Regions from separate parts of the Homo sapiens genome. Here regions 1 and 3 are each linked to region 2. Evidence: chromatin contacts called from ENCODE Hi-C or POLR2A ChIA-PET data. All regions are on one chromosome and are shown on one strand. The core of a region is the stretch at or near the end of the contact, and the rest is flanking DNA. Distances in the headings are between cores, read along the strand shown. Region 1 holds the start of NEBL-AS1 (NEBL antisense RNA 1). Region 2 holds the start of MIR1915HG (MIR1915 host gene). Region 3 overlaps DNAJC1 (DnaJ heat shock protein family (Hsp40) member C1).

Region 1 (4,645 bases), core at 1,685-4,184, 320 kb after region 2:
TAAAGGTGATTATAATTGATTTTGCATAAATAGGGCTTTCATAAATAGGAGGAAAAAGTAAGGAGATTTGGGGATTTTAGCTAAAAAAAATTCAACTTTATAAATACAGAAGTGTTTTTAGGATAGTGATGAAGGTCAATTGTTTTGTATATCTGTGAGTGTCCCTGTCAGCGGAAAAGGATTGAAATTAAAGTAGAGATATTGGGGTAGAGTTAACACAAGGAACAATTTCTTAACCAGTCGAGTGAAAAAGACATGGAAGGGCAAAAGTTCTCCCCAGTAGACAATTCAATCATTATTGAAGAGAGAAGACTGGCTAGAGGACAGGTTTCTGCCAATTCTTTGTTTATAGTACTTTGAATTTGAAAATAAAGGAGTCCTTTTAAGACAGATGGTATTAAAATTCTTCTTACATCAGTAAAATGGCATTAAGAAACTTAGAAGCTGGTTTGATGTAGAAAATGAGAAAAAAATGAGAGAAAAATGTAACTCTGAGCATGTATCGCTTCTTCAGAGAATAAAATATCACATGAATATGGTTTTAATGTATTTGTTCATTTCATTCATACTGTATGTCAGGCACTGTGATCATTGCTGGTTTGGTAAGAAATTATAAAATGTATCTGGGTGTGGTGCCACATGCCTGTAATCCTAGCACTTTGGGAGGCTGAGGTGGGAGGATCGCTTGAGCCCAGGAGTTTGAGACCAGCATGGGCAACACCGCAAGATCCCATCTCTACAAAAAATACAAAAATTAGCAGGGCATAGTGGCATATGCCTGTGGTCGCAGGTACTCAGGAGACTGAGACGGGAGGATCACCTGAGCCTGGGAGGTCGAGGCTGCCACTCACTGAGGCAGTGAGTCATGACTGTGCCACAGCACTCCAGCCTGGGTGACAGAGTTAGACCCTGTCTCAGAAAAAAAAAAAAAGATTAAACATAACTTAAAGTTCAAAGGTTAGATGTAATCAGCTATAATGTCACATATCACCAACATTCTTGCTCTGAATTTTGTGCTTACAATTTGAAAAAGAGAATAAGATATTCAAACTATATTTCATGATCTACAGTTATGAAAATGTAAATGTTTAAAAAAAAACTACTGCCTTTCAGGCGATCACATACTTTTTTTCCCCTCGTCATACATTTCTAATGAGCTCTGAAATATTTTTAAAAGACAGCTGATCCTCTCTGACAGCAAATTCTCATTTTATTTGCTTTTGAGGTGGACTTGTGAACATGGCAGTGAGTGAGTGGCTCAGGGGCTGTTGAATTTGGTGAATCCTTTAAAGAAGTTACATCTTCTGGAAAGTCAAACAGTACAGCATTATTATGAATATGTCCATCAGTGCAGCTGTTTAAGAGGCCCAGAAACCAATGGTTTTCTTTTGTCATGAAAAGCTGCAGCCATGATATTTTTTTGAAATGACAGAAATATTTGTCAGAGCAGTGGCAGTTGGTATGTGGCATTATTGAGTCTTAATCTGTGCGCTAGCAACGGAATGTGTTCGCTTCTTTGTTATAACCAATTTATAATAATCCTAGCTGACTCTTCCGTGGAGCTTCCCTTGAGCCAGGCCGATTGAAGCAGTTCGGAACTGCTGACTCATTTAATCCTCACAGCAGGAGAGTAGAAGCTGTTCGGTAGCTGCGTCCTTATTCCCATTTTGTAGATTAAAGAATTGAGGCATAGAGCGACTAAGAATTTGCAGAAGGTCACATCATTAGATGGCGGGGTCAGGCTTTGAACCCAGGCTGTGTTCGATTCATTTTGCTGCCTCTCATCAAGTGAGTCCAATAACCTGACATCTTATTAAAAGGAAGAAACGATTCCTGTTCCCTTTGGTTTCATCCTACCCTGAGCCTTCTACTTGATTTTCTGGCTCTTCTGGTTTGGACTACGAGTTTGTAATTGCTTTCCTTAATGCAGGTGAAGAACTTTTCCCAGATCTTTGCGGTGTTGAATTGCAAAACAATACAACGTATACATCCACGCACACTTAAAACAAAACGAGCCATATTCATTTATTAATCAAGAGAGGCTCGACTCGGGCCTAAAATGACCAGTCGCTCTGCAAGGACAGGTATTAAAAAGCGCGGGGTCTGGGAGCCGGTGAGAGAAGGCTCTTTCTCATCCAGGATCCGAGGACTTCCCGCGGACACGAGGGAGAAGCGTCCTCTCGGAAGAGGCCCGTGGGAGCGGGCGCGGTGCAACCCTCGGCCCCTCTGGGACGCAGGTCTCCGGGTTCCCCGCGGATCTCCCGGCCCTTGGGCCTGGGTGCGTCGCTGCGCGCAGCAGAGACGGCCTCCGCCCTGGGGCTGGGTGCCGCTGTCCCGGGTTTCACTGGCTGGAGGAGGAGGGAGGGCGCACCCTGGCCCCGCACTCCCCGCGACATTTGGGTGCCAGGGACGTCAGTCAGCCTGGGATGAGGGTGCCCCCGGCTGGGGAAGAGAAGAGGGAGGGAAGGGAGTACGCGGGTTTGAGCACTCTCCCCACCGGTGTTTGTCACCTCCCCCGCCTGGATCCCTCCCTCCCCAGCCGCCGCCCACCTGGGCTCCCCGGCCTGCAGCGGCGGTGGCGCGAGGCTCACTCCCCAGGCCGCACAGTCGCACCCACGGCGGTCTGCGGAGCTTTCCGGGTCTCTGCCCGCCCCCTCCCCCGCTGCGCCCTCCCTCCCAGGGTGCCCGACGTGCACGTTCCCTGCCACTTCGGTCCGGGCGCGCCGGTGGGTTTGGCCTGCGCGGCGGCGGCGGCGAGGCGGGGGAGCGAGTGAGCGCGAGGGGCGGGCGCGAGTGACTGTGTGAGTCACCCGTACCTGGAGTGCGAGCGACGCAGAGCCAGCGGCGCGGAGCCGGAGCCGGAGCCGAGACCCAGCGCCTGCGAGCCCGAGAGCGCGGCCGGCCCCAGGCGCCAGGCCCCGTCGCCCTCCCCGTGCACTCACCCGTGGCCCGGCGCCGACTCCCTACCCGGCGCCCGCCGCCCGCAGCCCTCCCGCCTGCCAGGAGGCGGTGCGGGGCTCGCCGGGGGATGTCACAGCGGCTCCTGGGAGCCAGCAGCCGCCGCCGCCGCCGCCCCCGGGAACCGCGATCATGAACCCCCAGTGCGCCCGTTGCGGAAAAGTCGTGTATCCCACCGAGAAAGTCAACTGCCTGGATAAGGTGAGCGAGGGGGCGCCGGGCCAGCCTGGACCTGCCGGGCGAGGGGCTGCACCTGCTTCGAGAAGTTTTGGCACCTGGGATGGAAAGCAATGAGTGGGTCGGTGCGTGTGCGTGTGCCTTGGCACGGGGGGAGGGCGCGCGAACGAAGACGCCAGCGGGAGTGTCAGAGACCACGCTTGGCGATTGTGATGTTGGAACCGGGAAGGGCTTTTGTCGCGGTGCGGGGCGGTGCGACATCGGCAGAGCCTCTGCGGAGGGCGCACGGCGGTGCGCAGCCCCGGACCCCGGAGGGACCAGGCTGGGCACCCAGGGGGGCACTTCGGCGAGCCGCGCCCCCTCCACCTCCACTCGTGTTCCACAATACCCCCGCCCCCCGCCCCACAGATCCGCCCGCGATCCCACCTCACCGCCCACCCGCAGCGCCTCCTGTGACCGCGGCGAGGGGGAGAGGCAAATAGTAATTAATATGTCATGGGGCGGCCGCTGCCGCATTGCTAAGAATAATCCCTGCTGGAGAGCTCCGGCTCAGCGCGGCAAGCCGGACCCACGGGTGTCTAATCCACCGGGTGGGGAATTCCAGGGGAAGTAGTTCTGTAGCCGGGCCCCTCCAGCCCTGCCCCCTGCCCTTCCCGGGCAGGGACGGAGATGAACAGCCCGGGAGAGAGACACCCAGGAGCGATCCGGAGTGACTGACAGTTGAAACCAGCCAGGGGCGTTCTGGGGAAATTTGCGTCTGAAGATACAAATGCTTCCTTAGAACAAGCTGCCATCCTGACAGTCATCCCGGGCAGAGTCCGAGGTCCAGCATTTTAGTGGAAGCTGGTCAGGTGTAGGGGTACTTACATAGCTCTCGTGCAGCCCCCTCAGCTTGCCTGACTTCGGGTGAACACATATTTATTGAGATCCTACAAACCCTGCATTTAGACACTTTGAACTGGATTCCTTTTGGTTTCGAAGCCACTCTCTGGGCCCCGTTTCTTCATTAACCGAGCTCAGAAATCGTTTCTGGCTGCTCAAAGAAGTGCTGTTTCGACAGAACCTTGACAGTTCGTCCATGGTGCGTCTGTGTATTGCGGTGGGTTTTCCTTTAAGACTCCATTTTCAGAGCTGCCTGCTTTATTTACTTAGCTGAAAGTAGGTAAACACATCCCCAGTTCCCTACACTCTTTTTGTTGTAATATTTTCAGCTACAGGGACTGTGATGCACTAAAAAGCCTTCCTTCTGTGCCCATCCTGGTGAGAACTGGCATTGTACTGTATTTTTAAATGTTTTTTTTTTTTTTCCAGTATTGGCATAAAGGATGTTTCCATTGTGAGGTCTGCAAGATGGCACTCAACATGAACAACTACAAAGGCTATGAAAAGAAGCCCTATTGTAATGCGTAAGTATTGTCAACACGCTGTCCAGGTGTGGCACAGCCTCAGAGCTTGAGAGCCAGTGGACCTGCCTGTTTTGAAGAACTGACTCACTGTGTCACCCAGGTGT
Region 2 (4,104 bases), core at 177-2,676:
AAGACTTCTCTCCAACGCGGGAGGGGAATTTGTTTTTTAATGTCAAAGGTTGTGTTAGCATGTACATTTAACCCAGGAAATTGTGAGAACTCTCTTCAACTCAAGTTGGAAAAAGGGAATGTGTTTGAGCAAAGTCTATTTTTAACAACAGAAAAGTGTGAGTTAAAGTGGACTGTGTGTTAGGTTGGGAATATAATCCATGGCAACTTCACTATACAAGTATTTTTGATTCTTCAGTGGAACTCATCCTCAAATTTTAGTAACTTGAAAAATTGAAGTCTTAAGTATTGTGTATTAAACTGAACCAAGAGATCACAGAAAGACAAAGCTATGGTAAAAGATGTTATAGTTATATTCTCATAGATTTAGTAGGAAAATCACAGCAAAGGAAATGCACCAGGAAGATATGAAATAGAGGAAATATGTTACAAATAATGAAATAGAAGGAGTTGCTGCACAATATAGCTTCACAATCTTATATTTTGAGGGGTAGGTTTTAATGAGAAGCCTCTGCATTGCATGGGAACTGGGAGTCGTAAGAATTATTTATGCAGTAAGAAGGAAAAAAATTAATTATTAGGAGCTCAATAATCACCAAATAAACTCTGAGCTTGGAGGTTAAAAATAGACGGCTATCTTCATGTTCAATTATACAGTATCAATTACTAATACAACTGATGTTTCAGTGTCTCAGCGAGAACAGATACCATCTTCTATGGAGATATCTTGGTATTAATTAATGACTGCTTTATTCTCATTATTCACAAGGAAAAATAGGGGTCGTGTCACATTAAAATTAAGATTATCTTAGTTTATCTGGGCTCTTAAACAAAGATCATTCAAAGTAATTATACTTTGAATTAATCGAGGTAGGCAATTTATCTCGTTATTTTTTTTTGTTCAAAGACAGGAAAATAAAGATCAGAAATAAGCAAAGTTTCATTTTGAAGATAGAAAGAACCAAACAAACATGTCTTGACTTTTGCAGTATTTCCCTTGCTAAAGGGGGAATGAGGGAACTGTAAAAGACGTGACTTTGCAAAGTCAAGTCCTTTTTAAAAGACTCGGATCGAAATTCTTGCTATGCAACAAGGATTCAAGTTTGATTAATTTTCTGCAAGCGACGTGACAGCGGTGTTTTAAAAGATTAATTAAAATTGAAGTGATACGGAGCAGGAATTCAACCTGCAGAGGCGTCCCTGGCGCCTTGGGGGGCTTTGTAAGCGAGTCCCAAGCCCGAACTGCGGGCTTTCCCGAGCCTGGGACGCAACTCCCCGTCTCCTGGAGAGGAACGCGGAATTTGGCAGGGCGCCCGCCTGGCCGCCTGGCATCCTGAGCTGGCCGCCAGCTCTCGGGGGGTGGGGACTGGGTGTGTCCTGGGGAACCCGCTGCCGAGAGAGCAGCTAGCGCAGCTCGCGACGAGCCATTGAGGACCAGGGTCGCGCCGAGAGGCCGGAGGGGGCTCCAGGCAGCCTGGAGCTGACGGCGCCGGGCTGCGTCCTCTTCACCTGGGGGTGGGGGGTGGGGGCACGTACTTTGTGACCAGGATGGTGCCGAGCCCCCTCTACGGCGGGAGCTTGCAGGGGTGCGGGGGTGTGACTGGCGCTCCGCGGACTCGTGTCCACAGTACAGAGGACATGTAGGGTTCGGCCGGGGCGCGGCTGCACCGGGGCCTGCCTCGCGGACCTGGACTCGGGACTCCGGGCGGCCCTGCCTGGTGCCATTGCCTCAGCCAAGTCTCCCACCTCTCTGCTCGGTTTCCCGCCCCACCTTTCCCCTACTACCGCATCCCTGTCCCCTCGCTTCCCTCCGCGATGTCTCCATCCGAGTAAGAAACGAAGCTGAACGCATTGGTAACTGTGCTCAAGAAGATGCAATCGCGGGAGCCCTCAGGGTGGCGCACGGCGGAGAGGCGACGCGGGTGGCGCTGCAGAGGGTACGGTGGGGGGCGGGGAAGAGGGGGGCGTTCGTGTGCAATTAGCCTCCCCAGGGCGCGGACCACGGTGTCCCCTTCTCTCCAGCTGGGGGTCTCGGGTCCTGGCGCTGAGAGGCCGCACCTTGCCTTGCTGCCCGGGCCGTGCACCCGTGGGCCCCAGGGCGACGCGGCGGGGGCGGCCCTAGCGACCTGCGGCGGCGCCGGGAAAGCCCTGCCTCTGCAGCGGGTCCCAGGGGTCGGGGCCTGGAAGGGTCCCTGGGAATGCTCCGCGCCGAGAAGGCTCTGTGGTTTCTCCTCCCCCACACGTCTCCCTCTCCTCCCCTCTTCCCGGGGACCTCAGAGGTGGCGGGGAAGTGGGAAGGGAGGCGGGCTTGCAGACCGTGCAGGCTGGGGAGCCGGAGCTCGGGAGTTGGGGGAGTCCGAGTGAGAACGGAAGCGCGTGGACGCGATGGAAGGGGCCGGGGGAAAGGGGGACGGCACTGGGGAGGGCTGGGGTGCGGGGCAGGCGACAGTCCCTTCCCCTCCGAGCGGCGCGGGGGACCTCTTCCCCGGGGAACCCCCACCCAGCCGTTCCCAACCTCGAGAACAAAGGGTCTGGGAAGCACGGTCGGGGTCGGGGAGCGGAGGTGGAGGGAGGCAGGAAGGCAGGCGGTGGGGGCAGGGGAGGGCGCCTCCCCACGTTTCCTCTCGCGGCCGAATGATGGAAAGCTCCCTCCAGCAAACGCCTCACTGAGGCCGCTTCTGAATCCGGGAGGGTTCGGGTTCGTTACCTAACGGCTGCACTTCGCTCCCTTCCTCCCCCAGCGTCCCCACCCCCTCCGGGGACCGGGGCCCCGGAGCTGCCAGGCCCGCTGCACGCGGCGGCGCGGGAGAAACCACGGGGCAGCAGCGCCCCCTGCAGGTGCCGGGCGCCTCCGCAGCCGCTGCGCGGACCCGACTCTTAAGGTGGCACCACCGGGTTCCCAGCCCGCGCGCAACCCGCAGCCCTGGCTCCATCCGCCGCACTTCTCCCTGTAGCGGCGGGCCTGACCGTCCGGAACGGCCGGAGTGTGCTGATGCCTGCTGCTATCTGCTTGATCCCTTCACCCTACCTCTCATCCAGGACTTCTTCCGCGGATGCGCAGCTAGCGATTTCGACAGGCGAGATTGAAAATTCCGGGCGAGTATATGAGGTTGAGTAAGTCCCGCTTCAGGGAGGAACGACCAGAATGACATTTCTTTAAGCCTAAATCAAACTTTTATTTTCGTTTATAAAAAGCAGAAGGCCAGCAGGAAAGGGTCGCGGAGGACTGGCACATCCACAACCGTAGGACTCTTGGATCCAAGTTTTTAGGCTGAGACTGGGCGGTCCGGGGTTCTCCTTCGGCGCTCACACCCCGCAAACTCGTGGGCAGTGCAGTGCTGGAGGCCGGGGGCAGTGGCGGACCCGCAGGGTAACCTTGTCTCGCGCACCTCCCGAGCCCCCAGCAGCCCACTCTCGTCCGAATGCTTTGTTTATTTGGTGACACCAGGGAACGTGGAGAAGAAGATCGAAGTTCAGTTTTTCTTTTTTCTTTATTTTAAATATTTTTCTTAACTAAATGGTATGTTTATGTGAACCCATCATCTCTTGGAATTAAGTGTCCTCAGCGAACTCCAGATTCCTAGGGGAAACCTACGTGCCCAGAGCAGGAAACGCACAAGTCAATTCAGGTTCCGGTGCCATCCGCAGTAAATTCCCTTCCTTTTGCTCCAAATTCCTCCTCTGCGTCCAGGAGAGGGACCCCCGGGACTCCCGCACACCCAGGACCGGGAGCGGCAGAGCAGAGGGCGGGTGCGAGGGCGCGAGGGAAGGGAGGCGGCCTGCGGACCTGGGGCGCGCAGTTTCCCGGCTCCGTGGGAACCTCCAACCCCGGGGCGCGCGGCCTAGGCTCCGCCCTGCCAGGCTTGGGGCCGAGCGGCCCACCTAGTGGGTCCTGACCTGGGGAAGCCGAGTCCGCGCGCGGGTCGGGCCGCGACGAGGGAAGCTCGCCTGGGCAAGTGCCGCGCGGGGTCAGACCCACCCCAGGGGTTGCAAACCGCAAGCGAAAGTCGAGAGGGGCTGGAGCTTTCCCTCTGATCCGTTTTACACTGTGAAAACCGCAGGCCTGTCGCCTAGGCGGCCACTTTTAAATTGGGAAGCAAATAGA
Region 3 (4,732 bases), core at 980-3,479, 260 kb before region 2:
ATGTTTAAAAATTCTTACTGTAGCTACTATTTGTAAGTGTATAATTTACTCATACACTTGCCTTCCAGAGGCAGCACAGTTTTAAGGTTTGACCAGTTGATTTTTGTCTTTCCAGTGGAGCCAGTGAATCCTTTCTTATACTGAGTAGCAGGTTATTCCCTCTCAAAGAGATGTTTGCATTCTTGTTCACAATCTGATTCTTTATATACCCATTATTCCTCAGAGTAGAGAAAGGGACAAAGGCTTGGAATCAGACAGAAGTGGGTTCAAATCCCACTCTAGTGCTTTCTGAGTCTTCTTTTTCTCATCTGTAACATTAGGGTAATGATCCCTATCTTTCTAGAATAGAGTAGTGTGGAAATGAAATTAAACCATGCATGCAAAATGCCTAGTGCGCTGCCTGCTCTGTGCCCGGCAGCTGCTGTTCTCACCGTCTCCTTAATTCACCTTGCCCTTCACCTCTGTGTGGCACACCCTCTTTCCTAGGAATGGTTAGACTCTCCGAACTCAAATCGACAGTTCAGAATTCCAGGCCCATCAAAACGGCCACCACCTTGCCCGATGACATGATCACCCAGCGAGAGGACGCAGAGGGGGTGGCAGCGGAGGAGGAGCAGGAGGGAGACTCCGGTGAGCAGGAGACCGGGGCCACTGATGCCCGGCCTCGGAGGCGGAAGCCAGCCAGGCTGCTGGAGGCTACAGCGAAGCCGGAGCCAGAGGAGAAGTCCAGAGCCAAGCGGCAGAAGGACTTTGACATAGCAGAACAAAACGAGTCCAGCGACGAGGAGAGCCTGAGAAAAGAGAGAGCTCGGTCTGCAGAGGAGCCGTGGACTCAAAATCAACAGAAACTTCTGGAACTGGCGTTGCAGCAGTACCCAAGGGGATCCTCTGACCGCTGGGACAAAATAGCCAGATGTGTCCCGTCCAAGAGCAAGGTGAGTGATGGGGAAAGAGGCCTCTGCACAGGTGTTAGAATCCCACCAGAGGAGCCACAGCTTGTCTGCCTGCAGCTTCTTCCCTCATTCCTATCTACTGACACCTGCCCCGTGATTTCTTCTTTCCCATTTATCTTCCAGTATATTTCTCCCTAGAGCGTGTGAATCTGTGCATTCAGGTGGTTCATGTGTGTAGATGAGCTCAAGATTCTAAGTTTCATCATCCCACAGGGCAGCTGCTTATAGAAACTTCACCCACAGCACCTGCCTGCCTTTTTGAGAACTCGCCCACTCCGGCTAGGTTTTAAGGGCACATGGGAGGCTCAGCCGGCGCTGCCTCACCGTGAAATGCAGCAGCTGGGAAGGGTCAGGATGGAAAGCTCCTTTGAACCAGGCTGAGGGTTCATAAATCACAAGGCCCATTGGCTGTGTAGCAAATCTTTGACCAAAGGGATAGCTGGTATAGATGGTATTACCGTGATCATCTTCGATTCTGCCATGTGAATAACTTTGGACTCAGCAGGTACACCTGGTGGCTGTCCAGAGGCCCTGAGGCCATCTCCGTATGTGGTCAGTGCCAGGCGACAGCTAGGGTTCGGCTTACTTTCCACGGCCGTGGCCGTTTGTAGTTGGCCTTTCTCCCTGCTGGTAGCTCTTGGTGCCTGCTCAGATATTTCTGAGATGGTCCTCAGATGGGAGGAGGGGGCGGGAGTGCCCTGTGGAGAGCCCACCCACCGGGCTTGGGCGGCCTCTTTCCTGTGATCTGGCCATGAGGCGCTGCAGAGAGCCCCAGGGTGTGATCCTAACACAGTGTCTCTTGAGGCTTCTTTCCCTGTAGCTAGATTGTTAGTCGAGGAACCAGGAACAGTGAGAATCAAAAGCCCCGATCTCTTCCGCTGTCTGTGCCTCCCTCAGTCGCCTCTGGGCACACTCATGCTCATTTACATTCTTATTTTTTTTAATTGAAATTCTATGTTGGAAAATCCAGCTCATGGCCATGCATGTCCCTGAGTGTACAGGTGTAGTTTTCTCCACCTACTTTAAAATGATTAAAGTTGAGAGTTCCTGGGGAGAAAAATAAACGGTTAGCTGTTGATATATTTGAGAAGCGCAGATTCTCCCAGCCTCTCCGACTGGTTTGCAGAAGTAACTATTCTACCCGAATTTCTCTAGCATCTGTCAGGACACAGGCAGACGTCTTCATGTGTGATGAGTCCACACTGGCTTATAAACGAAGGGGCTGGAGCTTGGATTCCTAAGGATAGAACACCCAGAAACTCATACCTGGGGGGCTGGAAACCTTCCGGTTTTCAACCAGCAATGAGCAGGGCTTCTTCAGCCTGCGGGTGTTCCCCTCAAGCCTTGACTTGAGAGCGAGGCAGGGCTGAGCTTCCTGCTGTCCCGGAGCCTGGGCCTGGCTGCCGTGCACGGCTCAGCTCAGAGCTCCGAGCACACTGTCCTTCTGGGGTTAAGTGCTGGGTCTGGCCACATCTGGTTTTGGCAGTATGTTGTTAGGGACAGCATAGCTACTAAGGAAAGACTGATATCTTTAAAGACCTTAGGCAAGTAATCTTTGGGGATGCAGAAAAAAAACCCTGAGAAGAGACTCTCATAACACCACTAAGCTAAAATCCTAGGAGAGTAAACATCCTTTCTCTGTCCCAGGCAGCTGATAAAGTCACTTTGCACTGGACCCTTAGTCAGCAAAAGCTACAGAACCACAGGGTCATTATTTTTGGAACAGAAACAGAATAGATTCTGGAAAGTTCCTGTGATCAATGTGAGAATAATGAGGCCTCTCCCCACCATCACCCCACCTCTGCTTTGGTCCTGAGCTCCAGCCCAGGGTGTGACAGCTGTGGCCAGCTGAGGTCTGAAGTGGGCGGCTCTGCAGCCTGTAGGGTGGGATGGAGGTGGGGCCAGGAGGAGCAGGAATGAGTATTCCAGCACAAGTTCTGCCAGTGTCCTGGGGGCTGGCTCCCCACGGGAAAGGTCTTAGCAGCGCCTAGGGAAAGCCAGACCCACGGAAGAAGACTAATAGGCTACCTGGCCCCAGGGTTTTTGATTTCTTTAAAGTAGCATGTTGTGATAAAAGAGTGAAGTGTTAACATGAAAATAAGAGTTAGCAGGCTGAAAGACCCGATTATGATGCTAGTACGCCTCACAAACGGCCGCCCCAGCCCCTCACTCCACGCCAAGCACCTTCCCTTTGGGCTGGGCTTGCAGGAGCCCTTCTCGCACTGCCCAGACCGGTCTGCCTTGTGAGCGACTGGACTCCAGGACATCCCGGGAACTCTGGGCAGAGGGACTGGACGTGAGGCTCTTCATGAGCAGAAGCCAGCAGACCGGCCACATGATGACCACACTGACTTGTGCAAGTGACTGTTCTCACCTCTCTTTTTTTCTTCCTACAGGAAGACTGTATCGCTAGGTACAAGTTGCTGGTTGAACTGGTCCAAAAGAAAAAACAAGCTAAAAGCTGAATATTCTGGGAGATGATGTTCACCTTCATTTTCCAAAATGAATATCTTAAAAATCTTATGCAGAAATTTGCATTTTGTACCTCAATATTTCTACGTCATGTGCCTTAGTAAAAAAAAATAATAAATAAATAAAAGATGAGTGTTGTGCTATACTGTTTAAACAAATACTGTGCTGGGGGAAAAAGGATTTGGGTATGTTGCAGATTATTTTATTTCTCATCACTTCAAAGTGTACTTTCTTAGGGAATAAACAAATAGTGCTTTCTAATGATCAGGCAAAAATATGTGGTTTTGAAGGAACATGTGAACAAACTAATGTGTAAGAATTCAAATTTAATGTTTCTCTAAAACCACGACCAAAGAACACAGCAGTTCGTGTCTTTATTGGGGGTTGAATAGCAAGATCAATTGCTTGGGGAGGAAGAAAACCAGGTTGGTATCCAGCTGGCTGGCTAAGAACAATGTGAGATTATCTTAATTAGTTAAATATATCTAGGGAAAAAAAACAGTCTAGGTGAAGGAGGACATAAGGTAATACACTCTAAGTTTGAGCTGCTTGATAGAAATGTGTTCCCACCTGATAGAATTTCCAGAGAACATGCAGGACCGTTTTCAGGAAATGATGAAATTGGGACCGTTTTTTCATACCTAAGTTAAAAATCACTATTTTATACTATTACTTTCTGTCGAAGTCTTTCATGCTATGTTTGAACTGTCACTGTCAGCTGAGCGCTCCTTTTAAATCTTCTGTCATTTGCTCAGGGCGTGGAAATAGTGTGATGAACACAGCTTGCCTAAACTTGAAAATCATGAAGATAACCAGAACACAGTTAAGGGACGTGATTTGATAAAATATCTTAAAGACGTCATATTCCCTAAGGAGTAAAGTGAGGGTACAGTTTCCTGGAGGAAAGTTTGGGTGGCAGAGATCCCCACTCTGCAGTGCAAGCTTCTTTCTATACAGAGGACGTGGAACCAGGTAAGTCCCCAGCCCTTTCCCTGACAGGAGGTGACAGAGGCTGCCTCAGGTCTCAGGCCGAGCAGACGTAGGGAACTTACACCTCATACCCAACTCCCTCATCCCAAAAAGAGCAGCGGAAAAGTGAAAAAACAGCACATTGCAAGCCCTCTTCCAAAATTTTTGAGACAAGTTTCAGATTTCGCATATTTTTTTTCTGATTTTGGAATATTTACATATACATAATAAGTTGGCTCAGGGATGGGACCCAAATCTAAACACCACGTTCTTTGTTGTTTGTTTGTTTGTTTTTGGAGACAGAGTCTCGCTCTGTCATCCAGGCTGGAGTGCAGTGG

Evidence for each region. A loop is a pair of places that touch in the nucleus more often than their neighbours do. ChIA-PET counts read pairs that join two places held with the same protein, here RNA polymerase II (POLR2A). Pooled maps may share reads with other maps.
Region 1: a loop to region 2 is called in a map of chondrocyte, with 2.8 times the contacts of the local background. The contact joins the promoter of NEBL-AS1 here to the promoter of MIR1915HG in region 2. A Hi-C loop is called at or near these places in 2 of 168 maps with a recorded cell type or tissue (Caco-2 and chondrocyte) and 3 of 50 pooled maps. POLR2A ChIA-PET finds 5 or more read pairs at or near these places in 3 of 52 experiments (AG04450, WTC11 and activated CD4-positive, alpha-beta T cell).
Region 3: POLR2A ChIA-PET joins it to region 2 with 12 read pairs in WTC11. The contact joins the enhancer-like site here to the promoter of MIR1915HG in region 2. A Hi-C loop is called at or near these places in 1 of 168 maps with a recorded cell type or tissue (naive thymus-derived CD4-positive, alpha-beta T cell) and 4 of 50 pooled maps. POLR2A ChIA-PET finds 5 or more read pairs at or near these places in 4 of 52 experiments (H1, HepG2 and WTC11).

What each region holds. Positions count from the first base shown.
Region 1 is chr10:21,172,279-21,176,923 of GRCh38, reverse strand. It overlaps NEBL-AS1 (NEBL antisense RNA 1), which reads right to left and starts at 2,934. Exons shown (of 2, transcript NR_046283.1): 1 at 2,817-2,934; 2 at 2,001-2,442. It also overlaps a transcript of NEBL not described here. RefSeq lists an enhancer at 2,465-3,355.
Region 2 is chr10:21,494,582-21,498,685 of GRCh38, reverse strand. It overlaps MIR1915HG (MIR1915 host gene), which reads left to right and starts at 1,426. Exons shown (of 2, transcript NR_160800.1): 1 at 1,426-1,936; 2 at 2,741-4,104. MIR1915 (microRNA 1915) reads left to right here and starts at 2,045; the gene lies at 2,045-2,124. RefSeq lists silencers at 1,946-2,195, 2,406-2,455, 2,506-2,945, 3,759-3,858 and an enhancer at 3,370-4,104.
Region 3 is chr10:21,755,373-21,760,104 of GRCh38, reverse strand. It overlaps DNAJC1 (DnaJ heat shock protein family (Hsp40) member C1), which reads left to right. Exons shown (of 12, transcript NM_022365.4): 11 at 487-935; 12 at 3,350-3,557. The coding sequence ends at 3,418. Among named protein-coding and RNA genes, the nearest start is that of MLLT10, 220 kb to the right of the region's middle. RefSeq lists an enhancer at 2,755-3,631. Within about 2 kb of position 2,229, at least 2 of the 41 ENCODE cell types and tissues checked have a DNase peak (open chromatin) inside an H3K27ac peak, as active enhancers do.